3 separate regions of the Homo sapiens genome follow, and all the other regions are linked to region 2. The links are chromatin loops, found by intact Hi-C in ENCODE. Cell type or tissue: heart right ventricle. All regions are shown on one strand.

The links. Hi-C counts contacts between places; a loop is a spot of excess contacts. Peaks named below come from ENCODE experiments on the same cell type or tissue, not always from the same donor. Only the 100,000 strongest peaks of a DNase experiment are listed, where the experiment ranks them.
Region 1: it touches region 2 in a loop (10-fold over the local background); 45 of 110 quality-filtered maps call a loop at or near these places.
Region 3: a loop joins it to region 2, with 21 times the contacts of the local background. A loop is called at or near these places in 25 of 110 quality-filtered maps.

Annotation. Positions count from the first base shown.
Region 1 is chr7:150,042,047-150,050,046 of GRCh38, reverse strand. It overlaps LOC100134040 (a long non-coding RNA gene), which reads right to left. Exons shown (of 2, transcript NR_148939.1): 2 at 4,675-5,297. It also overlaps a transcript of ACTR3C not described here. Among named protein-coding and RNA genes, the nearest start is that of ATP6V0E2, 170 kb to the right of the region's middle. RefSeq lists enhancers at 12-645, 646-1,280. In heart right ventricle, a CTCF peak has its summit at 4,240 (motif pointing right); DNase peaks (open chromatin) are centred at 446 and 5,075; H3K4me3 peaks cover 1,745 bases; H3K27me3 peaks cover 1,034 bases.
Region 2 is chr7:149,880,153-149,888,152 of GRCh38, reverse strand. It overlaps ATP6V0E2 (ATPase H+ transporting V0 subunit e2), which reads right to left. Exons shown (of 4, transcript NM_145230.4): 4 at 7,458-8,000. It also overlaps a transcript of ACTR3C not described here. Among named protein-coding and RNA genes, the nearest start is that of ATP6V0E2, 10 kb to the right of the region's middle. In heart right ventricle, a CTCF peak has its summit at 4,571 (motif pointing left); DNase peaks (open chromatin) are centred at 2,398, 2,636, 4,541, 6,919 and 1 weaker place; H3K27ac peaks cover 3,835 bases.
Region 3 is chr7:150,268,860-150,276,859 of GRCh38, reverse strand. The region is part of intron 6 of ACTR3C (actin related protein 3C); the gene reads left to right. Among named protein-coding and RNA genes, the nearest start is that of LRRC61, 50 kb to the left of the region's middle. RefSeq lists an enhancer at 7,446-7,946. In heart right ventricle, a CTCF peak has its summit at 561; no DNase peak of the experiment used is centred here.

The DNA of each region.
Region 1 (8,000 bases), 160 kb before region 2:
TCTAATTGTGGTGACTTTTAAAGTTTAGTTTTATGGCTCTGTTGCCTCTGTCTTCAAAGTCAAATGGAGCAGCTGAAGCTCTCCCCACCCCAGACCCACCTGCCTGGCCTCTCCCATGCAGCAAGTTTTGCTTAGCTGTTGCAATCCTGGTTTTACTTGGTTTTGTATTTGCTATTTTTTTAAAGTGTTTTTAAACTCATGTTTCTTCATAGTAAAGGGTAACTACTGTGGAGTAAACAGAAGATGAGCGTGGTACAAATTTTGGTTAAACCAAAAACTACACACTGGATTGAAAGCTTGGGGAAGGGAGGCAGGTGGAAGGGACTGAAGGGAGGTCTCTTCCCAGGAGACTTGTTCACCGGCATCCAGTATTCTCCCCCGCAGTTAGGGAAACAGAGGGAGCATGCAGTTTCAGGCCCAGGCAGGCCTCTCTCTGGGCTTGGGGCAATGCCAAGGCTGGGGGCGAGCCTGCAGTCAGCCTTGTGCGTGGCGGCCGAGCCTGTTATTTTGAAACCCTAAGTGGAAACAGGCATGGAAACCCGGAAGGAGCAGGGAGCCTTAGCAGTCCTGGGAGATGAAGCCAACGACCTACCTCCATGTGGAAGGAGGCGGCGGAATGGGCAGGGGCGGGTCTCACAGGTTCCCCCCTCTGGAGTTGGGGTTTCCCGGCCCACGTTCGCTCTCTGGATGTGATAGGTCCTTCCCGGCCGGGAAGGGCTGGAAGGGGCGCGCAAGGAGGACGTGGGGACGAGACGAGAGAGACGCGTGCCCAGCAACTCCAGAAGGACGGAGAAGAGTGCAGGAGGGAGCCGGGGAGGACGCGGGAGGGCCGGGAGGGGAAGAGAAGCCAGGCCGGGCCTGGAGCGGAGGAGCGGAGCCCGCTGGTGCGGGTGTCCACACAGGGGCGCTGGAGCGCGCCTTCCTGCGGCTGGGCAGGAGGCAAGCCCGAGAGCGCGCGGCGAGTGGAGCCATGTCGCCCTCCCTCGCTCTCGGCGGGCACAGTGAGGCGCAGGCTTTGGAAAAGTTGCGGGCAGCCGGAGAGCCGAGCCTCCGCCTGCGTTCATGATAATGAGAATGGAGTCACGGTCACAGCCGGGCTCTCTGCGGGGCGCAGCGCCCGCGAGGGGCGCCTGGGCCTCTGGGCGTCCTCTGCCGCCCCGCGACCTTTCCTGCTCTCCTCCGGAGAGAGGCGAAGGGAAGGGGCGGTTTCGGAGGGAGCTGGGCTGTGGAGGGAGGGCGGCCTCCTCACCAGCGTCGTCCGACCACCCCGCGCCCTCCTGGTGGCTCTCCCACGCCCCATTTGCACCCCAGGTCCTCGGGGTGTCTCTGGTGTTGCTTCAAGTTAGGCAAGAAGAGCTGGGGGCGCGGGGAGCCCGGCGCCGCAGCGCGTGCGTGGCTGGGGCGCCCCGGGGCCGGCTGCACCTTCAGTCGCCCCCTGGCCGGCCTGCCTGCCTCGACCTCCGCATCCCCTTGCACCGTCCGCTCGCGTGCTGCGGGGCACGCGCAGCACTACCTTCGGCGGGGCCGCAGAACCCTCAGCTCCCGGGACTCCCCCACCGCCCCCGCACCCACGACCCGCGTGGTCCCCGCCCCTCCACCCTCTTCACGCACCCTCGCACCCTTTTTGTGCGACCCCGTGCCCTCTCCGGGCTGCCAACCCCTGCCACCCAGGCGCCAGTCCCGGGCGCGGGGAGGAGGCCGGTGGGGAAGGGGGCGGAGGGGCCGGGGTGGAGGAGGAGCTGCGCGAGGGGCCTGGGGGCGGGGAGCGAGGAGAGCGCTCGGAATGTGTGCGGGTTTCTAGGTGGTGCCAAATTCTGGGGCCTAGGCATTTCCCTCGCTTTATGTTTTTGGTTTTTTTTCTTCCTTCAATCTCTTTGATTAGGCCGTACGTGGCTGTGGCAAGGAGTTGGGGAAAAAAATTATAAAAACAGGAAAGAGAGAAAGAACAGCCAGAGCCCCGGCTTCGCGAGCCGCCGGGGAGGGGGCGGAGGAGGCTGAGCCAGGTAGAGTCGCCAGCGGAGACTCGCGAGTGGCGCGCGGGAGGAGCGGTCGCCGGCGCTGGGCTTGCCTTGCTGCTGCTGCTGCCTCCCCACCGCCTTTTTTTTAATCTGGAGCGGGGTGGGGAGTGGGAACCGGAGAGAAAGCAAAATATTAAAAAGCCCTAAAGACAGCCAGCAGGAGCGCGGTGCCCGATGGCTTCGCTGTACCAGAGGTTCACCGGCAAGATCAACACCTCGAGGTCCTTCCCCACGCCCCCGGAGGCGAGTCACCTCCTGGGCGGCCAGGGGCCCGAGGAGGACGGCGGCGCAGGAGCCAAGCCCCTCGGCCCGCGGGCGCAGGCGGCGGCGCCCCGGGAGCGCGGCGGCGGCGGCGGCGGCGGCGCGGATGGCCGGCCCCGGTTCCAGTACCAGGCGCGGAGCGATGGTGACAAGGAGGACGTAAGAGCTTCTCGGGGGCGGGGGACGGCGGCGGGGGCTCCGGGCTGAGCGCGCAGCGAGACGCGTCGGCCGGGGGCATCTGTGGGGGGGGGAATCAGGCGCCCTCCCCCAGCCCACGACTCTCCGGGCGCCCCCAGACAGGCTCCGTGGCGCCAGATCGCGGTCATCGCCGTCCCGGAGGGAGCGGGTCTGTGTCTGCAGCCGCGGCGGCCGGGAGTTGGTGGCTGGAGAGAGCGGGGTTTGGGTACTGCGCCTGCTGGGATCTGGAATTCGCCTTACGTTCCCTGGATGTGCGGATGTCTGTTTTTAACAGCATGCTGCTATGGTTCCTAAGGAGAGAATTCGATCGGCCTGTGCTTACGAGTTGGTTTATTTTTTATTTATTTCGTGCTCCGGGAACACAGCCTCAGGCACCTTCTCTCCCTCCCACCTGTGTCTGGAATCTCTCCATCGTGCCCCTCCTCTCCTACTCACTCTGTCCCTTGACTCAAATGCCTCTCCTTCGTTCCTCTTCTTACTTCTCCTAGACACTTTTTCCCCCCAGCGGTGGTGGTGGTGATTATCCTTTCCGGAAAAAAAAAAATACCAAAATACTGGCATCTGAGCCCCAACCCTCTGTCCCAGGGCCCAGCAATTTTGCTGAGAGCTCTCAGGCCGTGTCTGTCTCCCCTCCCAGCCCTGGACTAGCACCTCTGCCTTAGACCGTGTTCAGTGAAAACTTCTCCGAGAGCACATTTCCTACTCTTCATGGGGGCTGGAAGCCTGGGTTTCAAAGGTTGGATTTGCACATCGCCCTAGTAACCAATGACTCATGCAGGACAGGAGCCGGACCTTAGATGGATGCGTTTAACCACCTCCTGTGGATCCCTTTCAAGGATGCAGAGGGCTGCTAGGACTTAGAAGGGAGGAAACTGTGCTTTTTCTTTGAGGCCTTCTTTTCCCAGGGAAAAGAGAAAAATCCCCGACAGGCTCTCAGAGAAACAGGTCTGGCTTGGCTGGTACAGCTCTTATAACAGCTAGGCTGTGTTGGTTTGTAGAAATTACTATGTATGCCTTTGAGGAGTTTCACAACTGCTCAACCTGGGAACCGCAGGGGTCCCACCGGCCTCTCACTTAGTCTACCCTGACGTACCCAGGGCAGTACATTGCCCGGCACTGAGTAGGTGGTTTTGGTCATTACCTCTGCAGCCTCCAGCCATGCTGTTTCCCTGTTTCATATTTCTTTAGTGCAAGAGTTGTGTTTGGGTCGGGGGGGGGGGGGCGGTGAGACATTGAGTGATTTCCCAGGGACAATTCCTAATTGCCAGATACTATGAAATCAGTGAGGTTTTGCTGTTGTTATTGGTAGTTTTTGTTTTATGAATGAAGGATGTGGAAACTTTAATGGAGATCACAAAACTTTGTGGGAGATGTGGTTTGCACACACACAGGTACACACCCCCTACAGCCCTGCGTCAGATTTTGCACGAGGTTTTGTGATTTTCTCCTGCATCATTTCCAGACTCCCCTGGTTCAATAGTCATTCAAAGGCATGTCCCTCACTTTGGTGGGCCAAGCCCTGAGGGAAATAGACAGATCCTTCAGTCATCTGGTTCAAGTCTTTGGCAAATGGTTTAATTGGGGGAGGGTGAAGAGTTCTGGAGGATTAAACTACCGAGAATCTTGGGGAAGACAGTTAAGCTGCAATGCAAACAGGAAAAATGTACTTTTTACCTTAAATCTGACTTAAAATTGTTGAATTGTGGATGTTTGGAGTGAGAACAATGTGCAGTTTTTTTCTCAACAGGCTCTAGGTGTCGCTAGGAGAAAGGAAAGGCAAGAGCTCTGAATTTTATTTCAGATGATCTCCATCTTTTTTTAAAAAATCTTAACTTGGAGTATACATGTCCTTCTTTTTATTGTGACATGTGTCTAGAAATGATTCTCACATAAACACAGGTGTCCTGAGAAACAAATCAGGGATATAACATGTACATTTTTTAATGGGGTTCTAAACAGCATCTCTAACTTAGATGTAAGTCCTGACATGCTTTTTTTTTTTTTTCTGGAAAATACACAATGTGTGTGGGTGGGCGTGTATTGTGTGTTTATATAGTATACTCCCGATATATATATGCACACATATATACTTGCCCATTATCTGCACATATATATCCGGCACACATCTGCAAAATGCATTGCACATATGTCCTTTAAATTGTATAATTAAACTCATGACACAGGCTGAATGTTGCATCCTTTAAAAACAACAACAAACTTTTATGCACTCTTCTTAGAAAAGTTCCTCAGAATTGGAAAAGTTATGCCCCCAAATTTACTAAAAGATAGATGAACATATCAAACCACTTTTCCTCCAGGAACAAAAGCTTCAATTTGCTTAAGGTGTATTGAAAAACAAAAACAAAAAAAGACATTAGGTAGAAAAACTGCTTTTTAGGTACAGATACTTGCCAAGACTGAAGAATCTAGAGTAATCATTTTGCTACCCAAATTTAAAGCTGAGGATATGCAATGAATTAGGAACACATTGCATTTTATTACGTGTCTTGCACCTGCTGACAACCTCAAGACAAACCGAGGCTTTCCTTTTCAACATCTGCAAGCAGCTGGGAGCGCGGCTACTTCGGTGGGAGCTGTCTGAAGTGCTGAAACCTTCTCTTGGCTTAGCGCAGGAGAAATCTCCATCACTCTTGCCTTTTCAGTCCTGATCCCAAGGCTGGTGGCTTTATCACTGTTCTCTGGCTTGTCAGGGAAGACTGTTCCAAGGTACAGAAACAGCTTCGCTGCCTTGGTCACTAAGATGATGGTAAGCAGCATACCTTTATAATCCTTAGGGCTTTGTACCTGTTGTCTTTCTGTCTGCAAATTGAGAAATATAGTTCTTGGCTTCTGTGCATGTGTGTACACCTACATGCCTGAGTATGACTGAGAATGGGCAGTTACCCAGCCACACCCCAAATAAAATTTATGGTAGTCTAACAAGGCTAACACAGAGAAATAAAATGCGGAGATAGAATGGCTAGAATTAATAATGCAGGGTCTAAATGCACAAACTACACAGGCAACAAAGGGACTTCCCAACTGTGTGGCTCCACAGGAAAGCCTGTTTTGGGTGGGTCAGTACTAACATGCAAAGTCTGACTTCAAAATAGAAATAAAACCAGAGGGTCTTCTCTATCCACTTCCTTGTAAATCTTAGATTTATTTAAATATAAAGTCAATTACTTGGGCAACTCCTCTGAGGAATCAATAGCCCTTCTGATTTAAAATTCATTGTGTAGGTTTAAAAATAAGTTGACTCTTAAAGGAATTGTTGCTGGAAGTGACTTTTAGTGGAATTTATTAACTTTCATTTGGATTAACTGTGGCTAATTTTAAAATACTGAACTTTGTCATCCGCCTGCTTGAACATTTCTTTTTAGTTTTTTAAAGGGCTTTGGAGGCCTTCTGTACCATTAGAGCAGTAGTTTTTTTAAGGTTATACAGTGTGTTCCTGTATCCTTCATTTTCAGTGACATGTGGCTTCTTTGCAATACAAATGTGATGACAACAGGATTTTAAAGCAGCAAATTGGTTAAAACTGGGAGACATTAGCAAATCACCACCCATGATGTCCACCAGCCTTGGAAGGGCCAATTTCATCATCCGCTATGTCTTCGACAACCAACCAATCTTTTTTCCTCCACCTTGGTTTTCCATTGGTATAATGTCAACATTCTGTTAATGTGTCCTTGGGATCTATCAACTTTACGATTTCTTAACTAGCTTCTCTCTACAAATATGTTTATATACTCTACTCTATTACTTTTCTTCTGTTTCAACTGTAATTTAAAATTTTTTAAGTTTCACATGATTTTCCTAATAAATGAGAAAAAGTCTAAATCTTTCAACTGTCTACTTGATCCCATTACTCTCATCACCAATAGGACCAGTGCTTGGTGTACCCACCTACAGAATAGCCATGGATATTGCAGGAGCATGGAGAGTTGCAATGTTGCCCTCTCTTGATCCCACTGGCGCCTACAAAGTGGGAGCCATGAGGCCAGGTACTGAGAAGTGCCCAGTGAATACATGCTGCTGCTGTTACTAATATTACTGTTTCTAAAGGATGGCCACCCTGTTTGAGGGCCTTGGCAGCAACTGCCCAGCTAGTACAAGAAGCAAAAAAGCTGACTCTTGGGCAAAACCTGAACATAAAGGCCTCCCATTTCGTGGTGGTTGAGAGCCAGCCCCTCTTCCCCCTCTGGCTCTTGTGACCCCCATCACAGGGTGGGGAGACACCCCCCGCAAGGCGGGGACTGAGAGCCAGCCCCTCTTCCCCCACTGGCTTAGGACGCCCATCGGGGATCCTAAGATCCTTAGGAACCACCTGGAGGACTGTGGGTATGAGGTGTTCAAGAAGAAAGCTCAAATCTTCCGACGGCAGGTACCTTGCGTGGGATTTACAATAAGACATGGGTCCGAACGCAGCTCGGGAACAGAAAGAAAGCAGGTTATTTGCAATCTACCGGAGCTTAAGGGCAGAAGGCAGGTGAGAGAATTCTTAGGAGCTGTGGGGTTTTGTAGACTGTGGATCCCAAACTTTGCAGTATTAGCCAAGCCTTTGTATGAGGTCACAAAGGGGGCGGGGACCCGGAAACTTTGAAATGGGGATCCCGACAACAGCGAGTCTTTCATTAGTTAAAGGAAAAACTTCTGGCAGCCCCAGCCCTGGGGCTACCCGATCTGACAAAGCCTTTTCCATTGTATGCGTCAGAGAGAGAAAAGATGGCAGCTGGACTTTTAACCCAAACTGTGGGGCCCTGGCTGAGGCCGGTAGCCTACGTCTCTAAACAACTAGACAGGTTTCTAAAGGATGGCCCCCCTATTAGAGGGCCTTGGCAGCAACTGCCCTGCTAGTACAAGAAGCAAATAAGCTGATTCTTGGGCAAAACCTGAACATAAAGGCCCCCCATTTTGTGATGGCTGAGATCCATCCCCTCTTACCCCCTGGCTCTTGGGACTCCCATCGCAGTGGGGGGAGGCACCCCCCGCGAGGCGGGGACTCAGAGCCAACCCCTCTTCCCCCCCTGGCTCTTGGGACCACTATCGCAGGGGGCGAGGCAATCCCCGCGAGGCGGGGACTGCGAACCTCCCCCTTTCCTCCCCTGGCTCTTTGCACCCTCATCACAGGGGAGGAGGCACCCCTCGCGACGCGGGGACTGAGAGCGAGCCCCTCTTCCCCCCTTTGCTCTTAGGACCCCCATCGCTGGGGGCGGAGGCACCCCCCGCGAGGCAGGGACTGAGAGCCAGTCCCTCTTCCCCCCCTGGCTCTGGGGACCCCCATCGCAGGAGGGGGAGGCACCCACCGCAAGGGTGGGGACTGAGAGTTATCCCCTCTTCCACCCCCGGCTGTTGCTACCCTCATCGCAGGGGGGGGGAGGCACCCCCCGCGAGGCAGGGACTGAGAGCCAGCCCCTGGTTCCCCCACTGGCTCTTAGGACCCCCATCGCAGAGGGGGGAGGCACCCCCCGCGAGGCAGGGACTGAGAGCCAGACCCTCATCCCCCCCTGGCTTAGGACC
Region 2 (8,000 bases):
GGTGTGCCGCAATAATGCTGCATGACAAAACACCCTAAAACTGACTTATAACAACAGGCATTTAATTTTGGCTAGTATGTCTGCATCAGCTGGCCTGTATTAGTCTGTTTTCACACTGGTGATAAAGACACACCTGAAACTGGGGGGAAAAAAAAAGATTTAATTGGTCTTACAGTTCCACAAGGTTGAGGAGGTCTCAGAATCATGGCAGGAGGCAAAAGGCACTTCTTACATGGCAGCGGCAAGAGAAAAATGAAGAAGCAAAAGCAGAAATCCCTGATAAATCCAACAGATCTCTTGAGACGTATTCACTATCACAAGAATAGCATGGGAAAGACCAGCCCCCATGATTCAATTACCTCCCCTGGTCCCTCCCACAACACAGGGGAATTCTGGGAGATACAATTCAAGTTGAGATTTGGGTGGGGGCACAGCCAAATCATATCATGGGGTTTGGCCAGTCTAGCCCAGGATTGGCTCGACTTGGCTCGGGTCATTTTGTGATTAGTGTGCTCCTCACATTTCACCTTTTCTGGGCCCAGTAGGCCATCCAGGACATGTGCAAGCCAGCGACACTATGGGCAGCTCTGGGAGCCAGTTTATATACCAACTCCTGATGGTACGTCCAGCCTGCTGCCCAGGAAGGAAGCCAGTGCTGGCACCTGGAAGGCGCCTGGCGTGTATGGGAGCACCAAGAGCATGGGGAGATGCACTGCAGCAGGCAGCACAGACCTACAGTCTGTTATCACAGTCTCGCTCTCTGTAATAAGCAGGTTAATAAGGTAATAAGGAGGTTACATTGCTGTTTGAATTTGCTTTCCTTGACTAAGCATCTCTTCATGCTCAAAAGTCTTTTACATGTCTTCTTCTGTGAATTCTTTTGTGTCATTTGCTCATTTATCTACTTGTATGGTTTTTGCCTTGAAGAAAATGTAAATTTTAACTTAGTTAAATGTATAAAGTTTTATCTTCATAGCCTCTGGATTTCTTTTTTTCTTTCTTCCCCTGAGATAGACCTTCCCTATTACATGATAATTTTAAAAATTCTCCAATTTTTTTCTAGTACATTTATAGTTTCTTTCCATTTTGTATGTGTTTTGCTGCTGGGACTCTGGACACTGTTCATTGCCCTACTCATCTCTTCCTTATGTATTTGGTTTGCTATGTTTATCATATTCATTTTTTTTTTTTTTTTGAGTCAGTCTCGCTCTGTCGCCCAGGCCAGAATGCAGGAGCACAATCTCTGCTCACTGTAGCCTCAACCTCCTGGGCTCAAGTATTTCCCCTACCTCGCCTTCCTGAGTAGCTGGGACTACAGGCTCACACCTCTACACACACTCGACTACTTTTTGTATTTTTAGTGGAGACAGGGTTTCACTATGACGCCCAGCCTGGTCTCGAACTCCTGGGCTCAAGGGATCCGCCCGCCTTGGCTTCCCAAAATGCTAGGATTACAGGTGTGAGAAACTGTGTCTGGCTGTTTATCATATTCTTAATTCCTGATTGTAAATTTATTTCTGGACTTATTTTCTCCCCTTGAGTCGTCTGTGTGTTCATGTGCCAGCCCCACTGTTTGCATTTCTGTAGCCTTGCAAATGGTATCTTTATCTTAGACTTTTTAGTATCTGGAGTGCCAGTGTCCCTCTCAATACTCTGCTTTTCCAGGAATATCTTGGTTATTTCTTACATGTTTGTTTTTCCCAGAGGGCTTTAGAAACAGCATGCCAATTCTAGTATCTGCTTCCTCCCCCCGTCCTCCAAAAGCATTTGTGTTTTTACTGAGAAGATGCTACATTTATACATTAAAGACATTCGACAGGAAACACAAAAATGCAGATACATAAGCAGGCCCCAGGTATTTTTCATAGTACTTATTTGTCAGGTCCTGTCTCACATATAAAAGCACACAGGGCACTTGCCACCTTCTCTTCCGCAAAGTGCATCAGTGTGGTGACCATGACAGGAACAGAAAAGGGGAAGGAAGCTGAGATCCTGGCAGAATAAAATGTGGCATGGAATTAAATAGTTAATATGTAAATATAATGAAATTAATAGCATTTATCGACCAGTTGAGCACTTTAGTCCATTATCTCAGTTCATATGCACAACTTCTATGAGGCAGGTGCTACTAATATTATCCTGATTCATCAATAAAAATGAAGCTCAGAAAGATTAAGTCACTTTCACTCAACTAATCATCATCAGAGCTGGAATTTGATCCAGTTGTAGACTCTGCACTCTCAACCTCCAAGCTGAGCTGAGCTGCTAAGTAAAGTTAAACTGCTTCTGGGAGTCTGGGTAGAGAGAAAAAAGAGAAATATGTTTGCTGAATCAATTGCTGCCGGCCAAGGGCCAGGCCTTTGCACCTGGCATCACAGCTGACTGAAGCTGCAGAATCCGCAGGAATTCAGAGCCTGGGGCTCCTGCTGTGTGGGACACAGAATGGGAAGATGAAGTCACCACCCCAGTGTGTCCCAGGTCTTTGTCAGAGGACAAAATGCTGACATTTCAGGAGGGAGGAAGACCCTTGCTGCTATCATGGCCCTTAATCCTGAGGTTAGGGAGCCAAGGCGGAGGTCCTGTAGGGGTGAGAACATCCATCCCAACTGTGTCCGCCCACCCTGCTCAGGAAGCCGCCTGCGGGGAGAACACAAAGTTCCACTGGGCTCGGGGCAGTGCCGGAGCTCCCTGCCCCCGGCCTCCTGGGAAGCACCAGCTCGCAGAGGGACCAGCTCATGCTGGGATCAGTGCCTGCTCTGATACCTGGAAGTCCCTGGCGGCTTGGGGGCTTACTTCTTGCTGGGGTGTGGTCTCCTGGTCAGAAGCTCCAGTCCTGCTGGGGAAGCCAGCTGAAGGCACTCGGCTCCCCTCAGGGCCTCCCAGGCTCCTTTCCCGAGGGTCTGGGTTGATAACTAAGTTTGGAAATCCCTTGAGGGGTTGAGGTTCTAGGGCAGTGGTTTCAATGGTAGGGGTGTTTCCCTAGGGAACATTTCAAAATGGCTGGAGACATTTATAGTTGTCATGGCCAGGAGCAGGGAGAGGGGTTCTGCTAGCATCTGGTGGGTAAAGGGAGGCGGTACTGCTAAGCATCATAGGATGCAAAGAACAGTGCCCTCCCGTGCTCCCCCTCCCCCACAAAAAAACCCAAAGAATTATCTAGCCCAAATTGTCAACAGTGTCAGGGCTTGGACATCCTGTCTTCGAGGGCTTCAGTTAGCACCAAAACCCTTGGGAGCTGGTTTAAAATGTGGAGTCTAGAATCCCCTAAACCCATAGGGTGCAGTGTGAGACCCAGGAACCTGTACTTTCAAGCATTCCAGATTATTCTGTTACAGGTAGACCATACTCCACATTGACAAGTAGCACTGCAGGCTGCACCCGGCGCATGATTCCCAAACTCTGGCCCTGTGTGGGTCTGCCTGGGGCAGAGGCAGCTGGAGAGCTGGCTAAAGCCCCAGCCTCCTTCATCCCTGGAGGTTCTCTTGTAATAGACATGGCTTCCATCCCAGAATTCCATGGGTTGTTTTGTTTGGCTTAAGTGATTCCTTTTTTTTTTTTAAGTTGACAAAAATTGCATACATGTAGGTATATACCATGTTTGGAAATGTGTATACATTGTGAAATGGCTAAATTGAGCTAATAACAAATGCATTACCTCACTTTTCATTTTGTGAAATCTACTCTCATCAATTTCCAGCATACAACACACTGTTGAGCACTTTGTCACCATGGGCTGCACACTAGGTCTCTTGGACTTATTCCTCTTGTCTAACTGAAATTCTCTATCTTTTGACCAACATTTCCCCAATGAGAGATTCGTATTTAGATTTGCTAACCCAGTATGTGGCCTAAATCCACACAGGACTCTGGTCATCTGCCCTCATCTTCCAGTGCTACAAGTCAAGCAAAACTGTGGTGCCTGCCAGCTGATTTCATTCCCGGAAGCCCAAAGCTTTACCAGCAGGTCACTTCCAGCACACAGATAAGGAGATTAGCCACGCCTCTCACTTCACCTCCAGCTCCTCACTGTTCCAGAATTACCAACTATCCTATTTCTGTTCAAAGCAGCCAAAATTAACTGAGGGCTGCTCTTTGAGGGCTTCTGCAGGGAGCGTGGACCCTATGGCCAGCAGGAGCAGCACCTCCCTCCCTCCCTCCCTCCACTAAAAACCTGTGGCGTCCCTGTTACAGAATGGAATGTGCTAGATCTCTCAGGGATGCTGAGGTACGAAACAGTTCGGGAAGACAGAACCAGAAGACGGTTCGGGAAGCCTGGGATCAGAGTGGAGAACGACAGAGCTCTTCAGCATGGTCCTTTGGTTTCCGAAGCAGTGCCTGGCACCTCATGATGGCTCAATGCTCGTCATTCATTGCCACTATGAAATATTCCTGAAGGGCGTTTCCTCCAGGCTGTGGTACTGTCTGGAGAATTATCGTGGCTCCCTGCTCAAGCCTATGACTCTAGGGCCACCATCTCTGACCTCGGCACCATCCACCCCCAGCAATGCGCAGATTGGACGAGGGCTCGCTAGAGACTTCATCCTGCACGCAGGCGCTGCCCTCTGTTGGCCATACTCTTTGTGTGCAGCTTAACTTTTCTTGGTTACCTTTACTTTTTTTTCTCAGTGGCTTTGTCCTCTGTCTCAGCGTGGCCTCCAAGGCCACTTCCTGCTCTGCCACTTGGTATGGTTCAGGGCTGCCCTGCTCTCAGTCACGGCCCATTTTTAGAGCTTTTTTGCATCGTGTAGGTCCGTGAGCATCTGTGTCAGAGGCTGATATTTACTGATGTGCCTCCCACATTGGGGATGGTGTTGGGGGCACGGGTGGGGTTTGAAACTGATAACTCTAACAGAAGTTGGGTACATAGTGACTGTGTCCAAACCCCTGCACCAAGAGACTGGACCAACCCTAGCATGGCTTCTGGCAGCCCAAAGCGGCATCCCTGGGACCACCTGGCCACCCTTTGAGTTCCTGTCTGAAAAAGCTCAAGGCCGTCAAAATCATTTAGTGTTTGTTCCTACCAACACCTGACAACAGGCCTCTGACCACCCCCTCACTTTCTTAGAGCATTTACGTTAAAAACACTTAGAGTCGTACCTCCTTCCCTTGTCCCTTTGAGATGTACATGCATGTGTGTCCAGGAGTGTCTTTCTCAAGAGCCTGAGAGCCAGTCCTTTGAAATGGCATCATCAGGAAGGATGGGGCCTGTCTCCCAGGCTCTGGGGGAGGCCAGAACCTAACTTCCATCACTGCCAGCTGGCACACACAGCTGGCCCGGCCACAATAACACAGACAGCCCTTTGTAATTTTTCACTCCCATGATTCCTGAGCCCTGGAATGCCCTTTCCCGACTCCTACGTTCTCCCATTAAACTGTCCAGTCCCCCTGCACAGATCTGAATGGAGCTCAGCTTCTCCCCTGTCAGTGGTTAATGAATAAGGTCTGTTTTCGTAGCTTTAACTAAGGTCCAGCTTAGTTTATCTTTGACAGACCTACTTACCCTGCAGGTTCCCACCTCGGGCCTGGAGGGAAAGCCTCTGGGAGGAACACGGTCCTCACCAAAGGGTGGGAGACCAGATCGTGCCAGGGAGTGGAGTGGACATGAGCTCTGGGACCCTCTCCTCTCTCCCGGAATGGCTGCACAGGAAGGAAGGATGGAAGATGTGAGAAAGGCCACCCTGCCTGGGAAGGAGCTACCAGCCCTCAGCAGTCCAGAGGCTGCCCAGAGAGCAGCGAGCAGCTCTCCAGGACTCCACCTCCCAGGCCCAGAGGATGCCACCCAGGGGGCTCAGTGAGAATTCAGCCACAGCCACACACATCCCGGGAGAGTGTCTAAAGATGCCACCAATCCAATATCACAGAAGGCAAGAACCCAAAGAGCAGAAGCCGAGACAAGGAAGTAGCCATTTTGGATACATGCCCCCCACCCCAATCCTGGGCCAACGTGGATCTTCAGCATCCTGAACCTGAAGCCCCCATGGTGGGCCTGTGGCGGGCTGGGTGTGGCTTCAGAGGTGCAGCGGCAGGAACTGGCAGAGTGGTTCCCCCAGGCCCAGGGCTGACCCACAGCGACATGGGAAAATGGGCCCAGTAGGTCCCTCCTTGTTTAGCTCCCTTTGGTCTTTCCAGGTCCAGCTTCACTGGGTCCACGGGGTCCCCATCCTGAGGTCACTGTGTTTCTCACCCCCCACCTGCCCACTCGCTCCCAGCCCACTGCAGTCTGACTTTACTGCCCATCACCAAAGATGCCAGCTGACCTTGACTTCTTGGGGGTAGAGGACAATGGGGGTCTGTGTTACCTCAACCACTCTCTCCTGTTGAACCTCTCATCCTCCTGAGTGACACTCACCTGGTTGTCTTCCGGCTACCTGCAACCTCCCGGCATCCTCCACAGGCCACCTTCACCCACCCACCCCGTGAACTCACACTCCTTGGGGTTCTCTTCTGGGTTTTTCTCACTCTGAACCCCCTGAGCAACCTGCACCCCTCAGGGATCACCGGTTATTTATGCCGATGGCTCCAACTCTGCCTCCTGCAGCCTCATCTTCCTCCTGACCATCCGCCCCACCGCCCAGCCAGCCACTACCTACACTTCCACGGGGTGCCCTGGACACACACGACTCACCAGGAAACAAAGGAACACCTCAGCTCCCACAGCCACTCTCAGACCTGCCCCTGCTGCACTCCCCACCACGGGCAGCCTCGGTCTCTATGGGTCACAGCCAAGCAGCTCCCCCCTCGCTTCTCTGTCCTCACCACTTCCACCAGGGGCCCTAATAAAGATGTCAAACCAGCCTGCCGTCCACTGTGCAGCTTGTAGAGATAGATAATGCTAGAAATCCAGTTGGCCATGTCACGGCCCTGCTTTAAATCCCTTTCACGGCTCCCATGGCCCTTGGGATCCATCCAAGCTCCTCAGCTGGCTTTCCGCCCTCAGTGCTCTGGTGCCTCCATTGTGCGTCTTCCAGTCCCGCCCCACCCTCCTGTCCCTCCAGGGAAGTTCTTTCAGCTCTGCCCTGGGCTACAGGCTGGGCTGGAGGGCTGGGCTCCCTCTGCCCACTTCCCCACTGGACCTGCAGCGAGATGTGCTGGCAGATCCCAGCCCTAGGCTATTTCATGAAGGAGGCTTTGAAGCCTCTGGCGACCTGCTTCACTGCAGGAGTCCTGCACTGTGTCCTCTGGGGCCCAGACGAGTGGTGCTCAAAGCTGCACTTGAACAAGTCCTCGGTCTTCCTGCCAGGCCTGGTTCTCCGCCGAATCCGGGCAGTCAGCAGGGGGCCGGATTTTCCTCCAGATCTCAGGAAAGTAGTCCTGGATATCTGTGTTCATAACTGCAGCTCCCAGAATCCTTCCCTGCTCCCCTCCCCAGACCCACCCACTGGAGAAACAAGAATCAGGTGGGCGGGGCAGGGGACCTGCACACAGGCAGAGGCCAGGGCTTTGTCACCAAACAGTAATCTTTTCATCACCATTATTTATTATATATGAACCAGGTTTTCAGCACAAGTCACACTCAACACCCTTACCCAACAGGAGGGGCGACGGAGGCTCAGAGAGGGAGTGTAGGGGGAGGATGTCAATGGGAGGCCCCAGCCTGAGCCCTGAGCAGCTGGCCAGCCAGGAACTGGCATGTGAGTGAGAGGCATCCTATTCTCCTGCTGCTCCAAAGACAATGCCCGCTGAACAGGATGGCAGGCCACATCAGCAGTCCATACAGAAGTGAGGCTGTCGTTTCTTCCCCTGGAGCACCAGTGAGGACAGGCCCCAGCTGGGAGCCAGGCAAGGTGGGTGAGCTCTGTGCTAACCACACTGGGAGCTCGGGTAAGCGTGAGGGCAAGGCTGGAGAGGTCCGGGACCCCTGCGTGTTGCTTCCCACTCCTGCCAGGCTGGCACGCCCCCATTCTTCACCATCCCTAGCACAGAGCCCAGGGCCAGGGGGCAGAGGGCGGGGCTGGCTCAGGAGCAGGGCTGGCCCGTCCCATAGCGCCACTCACATTGCC
Region 3 (8,000 bases), 390 kb before region 2:
TGAGAAGAGAAAGAAAACTCTAGAAGCCAGGGGGCCCTGTTAAGTGGCACTGAGAGGTCACACAGGATGAGGGTCAAGAGGTAGCCCTTGGGTTCACCACACAGGGGTGAGCAGCCTTGTGAGAGAAGCTGGGCAGAGGCCAAATCACAGCAGTTGCAGGCCGAAGAGGAGGTAGTTAGAGGAAAGAAGACGTGTGGGTAATCCTTGTAAGAAATTTGCCATTAATTGTTATGTCTCTTCCCATCAGGCGGCTGTTGAGGGCTGGACCTGGAGATTGGCTTGGATTTCTCCTAGGACACTGTTGGGTATCATAACAGCCCGTATTTTAGACATAGATTTGTTCAGACTTCGCTGGGATTGCAATCTCTGGGTTCAGTTCAGCAGTAAAAAGCTCCAGTTCCTAAGGAAGTAAAACTTTTCAAGAACACAATATAGAAACAGCAGGGGCTTCTAATAGGGCTGTCCTCTTAACCTGTGGTGGTCTTTGGCATGTAAATAGCAGGGAGAGGGGAAGGCATGTCTATGAGCGGTTCTTTACCTTGCACCTGCAGTTACAGAGGATGGCTGATAGGTGGCACTGTGTGTCTGTTAAATGGAGTTAAGAGAGCCTCTTAGTATTACAGGAATGAAAATTTTTGTTATTTTTAATACCGCATTTGATATTAAGCACTTGCTGTTAATATAGATTTTATTTCCAATCTTTCTGACATAAATTTCAGGAGATGAATGGGTTACGTGTGGCGTTTATAATGGTATGTGCTGTGACATTCTTTTACCAGCATAAAGACAGGGCCTTTCCATCTGCAGAGGTGGTTTAAAATGGAGATTTTTATTTGGCATCATAAAATATACATTTATCCGGCAAGGTAAGGTTGCGGGCTATTGAGAAATTCAGTCGATATAGTGAACTGAATAAATAGACGGTGGCTGACCCCGGGTGGGAAGCAAGGTGTGCCGTGAGACGGGGTTGAAGGGAGGAGGGTGGTCAGAGGTGCACCGAAGAGAACTTAGACTCTACAGATGAGCAGAGTGCATGATTTCCAATCTAAAATTCATGTTCAATTTAGAAAATTTGAGATGTAAAAAACACTTTTACAAAGGAGAAGTTACTCCTTTGTAGTCGCTGTTTTTGTTTTGTTTTTTTTTTGAGACAGAGTTTTCGCTCTTGTCACCCAGCCTGGAGTGCAGTGGTGTAATCTCCAGTGACTGCAACCTCTGCCTCCTGGATTCAAGCAATTCTCCAGCCTCAGCCTCCGAAGTAGCTGGGATTACAGGTGCCCGCCACCACGCCTGGCTGATTTTTGTATTTTTAGTAGAGACGGGGTTTCGCCATGTTGGCCAGGCTGGTCTCGAACTCCTGACCTCAGGTGATCTGCCTGCCTCGGCCTCCCGAAGTGCTGGGATTACAAGTGTGAGCCACCGCGCCTGGTTGTCGCTGTTTATGTTATTACTTCATCTTTCCCTTTTATTTTCATGAACTGTAAATAGGTGGATAGATATGTCCTCTTGTATTTATGTTTCATATGCTATGTATTAACAGCATTATGTTGTGAGCCCTTTCTTAAGCGACTGAAATTCTTTAAAAACATGATTTGTAATGAGGCCTGATGCTCCATGCTGTGTCTGTTTCGATACCCACTCTTTTTTCTGTATTTAGGTTTTTGACACTCTTCTAGCTTAGGTCAAGATTTATTGCATTACCAGGACATGTATGCTTTTCTGGCATAATCTGGCATACACAGGAGTCTGTAACTAATGGTGCTTTTTGAGTCAAATGATTGTGATTTGAGAATCTGCTGGCTTGAGTGAAGCAGATACTTTCTGGCTAAAATGCTGACCTGCCTTAGCCAGTTTTTGAATGCGTTTGGATTTCCAGTTGCAGTTCTGAGTGGGCTGTGGGAGGGAATGACTGTGGGCTGGTGTCCGGAAAGTGTCCAGAAGACTGCTGACCGCCAGAACGTCATCCAGGAGATCTGCTGATTTCTCACACTGTATCAAAAGTGATAAGGGATCACTTTGTTTTCTGAATTAAGTGTTTTTTTTAGAATCGATCATATTGGCTTTTGGCTTTTGTGGGAAGCGTTTTGAGCAGTATTATTTTTAGTTTGTCGTGGTTAAGAGTATAGGCGTCAGGGCCAAGCTGCGTGGGTCTCCACGTGGGCTGAGCCGCTTCCTAGCATCGTGACTGCACTCATTCCCCAGCCCCTGCGTCCTCAGGTGCAGGATGGGCCAGGCGTAAGCGTCTCATGGAATTATTAGGTCACCCTTACACAGGCTGAAGTGTAGTACTTGATATGTGATAGATATTACTACAGGCATAACTTGGAGATTTTGTGGGTTCAGTTTCGGACCATCCCAGTGAAGTGAATGGTGCAATGAAGTGAGCCACACACATTTTTTGGTTTCCTGGTGCACATGAAGGCTATGTTTGCACTATATTATGGTTTAAGTGTATAATAGCATTATGTCTAAAAAACCAGTGTACATACCTTCATTTAAAAAATATGTTATTGCTAAAATATGCTGATACAGAGACACGAAGTGAGCGTGTGCTTTTGGGAAAATGGCGCTGACAGACCTGCTTGGTGCCGTTTCCTCAAACCTTCAGTTGGTAACAAACACATTATGGGCGAAGTGCAATAAATGCCATCTTCTAGTGAGGCGTCCTGACCACCCTGCTCTAGACTGCACCTCGGCGCTTTTTCCCACGTCATTTTGCCCAGCCTTGCTTTATTTTTTTCTCCATAACATTCATCTCCTAATTTGCTATATATTTTAGTTATTTATACTTAATAGTTCTGTCTCCCTACCTGAAACACATCTCAAGAGGGCGACCATTTTGATATGTCAGATTCATTGCTGACCCGTGGTGCTTAGAACACTCCTGGCCCATGCGAGGTGCTCAGTAAATGCTGCTGACCTGGTGAACGAGATGCACGGCAGGCTATGGGGCCTGGGGGCTTTGCGCTCTCACAGAGGAGTCAGGGAAGGAGGGGTTGCCAGGCTGGTGAGGTGGTGAGTGAGGGCTTTCCAGGCACTAGAGACATCCCTCAGAGATGCTCAGAGTCTGCAAGACCACAGAGATGTGGAGGCCGGAGGGCGGGGGTACAGGTTGGGGTGAGACCTGAGGGGCCTTTGTCTGCTGTCTGGGGGGTTTGACTTTAGATTTGAAGACCAACTCTATAATCTTACTGAAGGAAGGATTTCAAAAGATAGGCTCAGTAAATATTTGTTAAACTGCGAAAGTAAACAAACCTTGAGTTCAGAATCTGATTTTAGGAAGTCATGTTAAGCTGGGTGCAGGGGCTCACGCCTCTGTAATCCCATCACTTCGGGAGGCCAAGGCAGAATTGCTTGAGCCCAGGAGTTTGAGACCAGCCTGGGCAACACAGGGAGACCCCATCTACCAAAAAAATTAGCCAGCTGTGGTGGAACGCACCTGTGGTCCCAGCTACTTGGGAGGCTGAGGTGGGAGGATCCCTTGAGCCCAGAAGGTCGAGGCTGCAGTGAGCTGTGATTGCACCACTGCGCTCCAGCCTTAGCGACAAAGGGACACCCTATTTCAAAAAAAAAAAAGGTTGGTCTGTGCTCTATAAGCAGTGAAATAAAGCAGTGATGTATGCTATTTCTGTCATTACTTTGAAAACAGTATTAGATGAATAGGGCATTTTAAAATGTTTTGTCTGTGCTAGATTCGCTGATGAGAGCTTTCTTTCAGACTGTTGTGTGGGATAATCTGCTTCTTTTCTGTAAGTAAAGGGATTTTATTTTAAAATGTTAAAATGTTATTATTTATGACATCTTTTCTTTATTTCTTAGAAAAATGTTTACTTACTCTTCCTTGTGGAAATTGATTAAGAATGCAGGCCGGCCTTCATGGCTCATGTGTGTAATCCCAGCACTTTAGGGGGCTGAGGAAGGAGGATTGTTTAAGACCAGGAGCTGGAAACCAGCCTGGTTGACATAGCAAGACCCCATCTCTACAAAAGAAAAATTTAAAAAATTAGCTGGATGTGTTGGATGCACCTGTAGTCTCAGCTACTTGGGAGACTGAGGCAGCAGGATTGCTTGAGCCTGGGAGGTGGAGGCTACAGGGAGTTAGGATTGCACCACTGTAGTCCCACCTGGGTGACAGAGTGAGACCTTGTCTCAAAAAAAAAAAAAAAAAACCAAAAAAACACACAAAAAAGACACTATTAGGCTAAATGTATATATTTCTGAGGTACAGAATTATTAGAGTAAGCACTGTTGCTTTACTTTGAGATGAGATGGAAAGAATACATTTATTGGTAATTTCACGTTTCTCTTTTTTTCTGCTTTTTCCTCACTCTGAAGGTGAAACAAGCATAGGTGATAAGAAACCAAAGCAAGTGACGCCTGTAAGCCACATTTAAGCCATCATAGTAGTTCTGGATAGTCACTTGAGTTGAAAAATAATAAGCTCAGACAACGTTTTAATCCTCATAAAAGACTAGTTAGAAAACCAGTTTTACTTTGATGCAAGCAAGCTAGCTAAAGTTAGAGAAGGGGTACTAAGAAAATAAGTGGGGACAGTCTCTTCTCTCCTGATCCCGCCCCTCAGCTGCTCGGGGGACGTCTCCTTGTGTTTAATCTCCCATCAAGACTCCTGCTGAATACATTTTAGGAATGAGAGGCAGACTCTCAACCATGTCATTTTCTCAGAGAAAATTGGATTGTGTGTTGGTAATAACAGTACCTGTCACACTGAGAAATGGTTTGTCGTAGGCATGGCTGAGAGGCTTCAAACCGACTTTGTTGTGGTTTGCTCTCTAATTTATTTCTTATGTTTTCAAGCACCAGGAAAGGGATGCTGACAGTGTGAGGGGCTGTGAAGCCTGCGAAGTTGGGTCTAGGGCTTTTTCCTTTTCCTTGTATAAAGTAACTTTTAGAATGGAAATAACCCTTCCATTAAAGTGTTTCCATTTCATCTGGGCGAGGGGGGAGGTATGCTTTTGTAGTTGAGTGTTAAGACAAGAAAGGTTTTCCTTGGTTTCAGTTACTGTAACACTTAATTTTTGATTTTCTGTTTGTCATGTGCAACATGGTGGTTGGTGGTAAGAATGGGTTCATTTCTTTTCCTCCAAAGGGACTAAGGATCTAGAACCAGAAATACCATTTGACCCAGCAATCCCATTACTGGGTATATACCCAAAGGACTATAAATCATTCTGCTATAAAGACACATGCACACGTATGTTTATTGCAGCACTGTTCATAATAGCAAAGACTTGGAACCAACCCAAATGCCTATCACTGATAGACTGGATAAACAAAATGTGGCACATATACACCATGGAATACTATGAAGCCATAAAAAAGGATGAGTTCATGTCCTTTGCAGGGACATGGATGAAGCTGGAAACCATCATTCTCAGCAAACTATCACAGGAACAGAAAACCAAACACTGCAGGTTCTCACTCGTAAGTGGGAGTTGAACAATGAGAAGACATGGACACAGGGAGGAGAACACCACACATCCGGGCCTGTTGGTGGGCCTGTTAGGGGAGGGAGAGCATTAGGAGAGATACCTAATGTAGATGACGGGTTGGTGGGTGCAGCAAACCACCGTGGCACGTGTATACCTGTGTAACAAACCTGCACGTTCTGCACATGTACCCCAGAACTTAAAGTATAATAATAATTTAAAAAGTAGTAATGCTTCCTCCATTTCCCACTGTGTCAGACGTGGAGGTTTTTACAGCCACTGACCACTTTTTGCTCTATTAGGAGATGGCAAGTCATTTGACGTTGATTGGCCCTCAAGGGCAGGGTTCCACCTCACTGCTTCAGAGTCTTTCTGTTTGTCCTGGGGAGACATGCTGTGTTGATGGTGTTGTGTTCTGCTGTGGAGGGGAGTCCACATTATAAGAGGGTTGTTGTTGGATTTTGAAGTATATCCAGAGGAGCATCCCCAGAACAGCAAGAGTTCCTGAAAAGATGACCTGTGAGAAATGGTTGAGGGAAGTAGCATTGTTTGACTTGCGACCTGGCAGGGAGCATGAGGCTGTCTTGGGACATGTGATGGGCAGCTAGACGGTGAGCAGTGCCAAGGAAAGAGAGAAACCAGGGCCAGGTGGGTACCAGATTTCAGCTCAGCACAGGGAGAGCTACTTTACAAATTGGTCTATACAAGGTGGGGTCCGAATTCTGTGTCACAGGAAGGGAGGCAGTGTGGACTGGTGGTTAGAGTGCTGTGCTGAGCACATGGGCTGCAGGGCGGGGGGGTGGCGCCCATGTGTGTTGAGTGCGTGGATCCTGCATGGTGGTGAGCATGAGGTCTGCAGGTGTGGATGCCACGTGACCGAGAGCTTCTAGACTGCCAGGTGTGTGTTCTGCCCTGCCTACTGCTTGTTCAGTTGTGTGACTTTGGCAGGTTACTTGATCTCACTGTGCCTCAGCGTCCTTCTCGGCAGAATGGGGATGGGAATAGTACCTGCTTTATCCCATTATTGGCAAGGTGAAAGGAGTTGGTGTGTGGAATTGCCTTCAGCTGTGTCAGGCAGCGCGTAAGCACTGTGATTGTATTCCATGAAATGACTTCAAGTGATATTCTGGAATCGCGCTCCACATCCAGGCCAGGGCAGCAGATTCCTCACCCGCTGCGGCCTCTAGCCGATTGACTTTTCTATTTTTAAAGTTCCCAGGGATTTTGCCTGGTTTCCTTTGCTTTTTTGCCCTGAGCAGCCGCTGCCTTTTGGGACTCCTGCACATCTCGGGTTAGCTGCAGAGTGGCACACCACTTCCCCAGTGGCCCTCTTTGCTGGTGTACAGGCACCTTTGGTTTTACTGCTCAGCGCTAACTAGGGCAGGGTTTCTTAGCCTTGGTGCTGTTGACATTTCCATTGTAGGATGTTTAGCAGCATCTCTGGCCTCTACCCACAAAGTGCCAGTAGCACCTTCCCACCCCCACCCAGTCCTGACAATCAAAATCATCTCCAGATGTTGCTTAATGTCCCCTGGAGGCACAATTGTCCCTGATTGAGAACCCGCGCACTAGGGAGAAACATTAGGAGGTTACCAGAGTCCAAGGACTTAATCAGAAATTGTCAGTTATTGTTTCTGGTTCTTGAGTTACTTGCTGGAGTCTTTTTTCCCTTACTGACCCCCTTTTATTCCAGAGGGTAGAGCAAGTGAAATGCTCCTCGTTCATTCCACGATGCCTGGGGAGGGCCCCTGCTTACCGAGCGCTGTGTGTAGTGGCGGCTTCAGGGAGGAGTGGACGGACCGGGTGTAGACCTGGCCCTGCTCCAGCCTCTGCATGGCCCAGGGCGGAGAGGGCCAAACAAGAGAACCCACTGTGCTTGTCGCCGTCCTGCCTTCCCTGGGCCGGTGCTGACGCCATTACCCTCTAATTTCCCCTCAGACCTGCGAGCGGCCTGGTGATGTCTTCACAGATGAGGGCGTGGGAGCCCACGGGTGGGGGGGTTTGCTGCTTGCTTCAGGCCCCAGCACCAGACAGCGGGGGGAGTGTGAGGCCTTTGGGCATCCCCACCTGGCTCCAGGGAGTAGGCTGGGGTCAGATTGTGAAGGGCTCCGAACGCCCTGTCAGGAAAACGGGGTTTCTACTGCTTTGTCTTCTTAAACGCTTGTCTTCTGCTGGGCTCTGCTCCGGCAGTTCCATAGAGCCTGTCACTTAACACTTGTATGTTCCTTTTAGACTGTATTCCACCCTCCACTCTCGCTCTGGCAGGTCCCCCTTGTCCCCTGAAACTTCTGCTGTCGGCGGCGGGGTGAGGGGAAAGAGTTGCAGCCGGGAGTCGGCCCCATGGGTGGTGCAGGACGGCTTAGGGCCGGGCGGTTCAGGGGCTGCTGAAGTACGAGCCAGCTCCCTCGACCTTGTCCTTGGGAGGCGCCGTCCGGGACAGCTCTGCTCTGGCCGGCCTCCCCCAGGACGTGCCCACACAGGGACCTTTCTAACCGCAGGCTGTAGTTCTTCTGTGGATAGAGATAAAGTTCAGTTCAGTAATTCTAGGCTGAA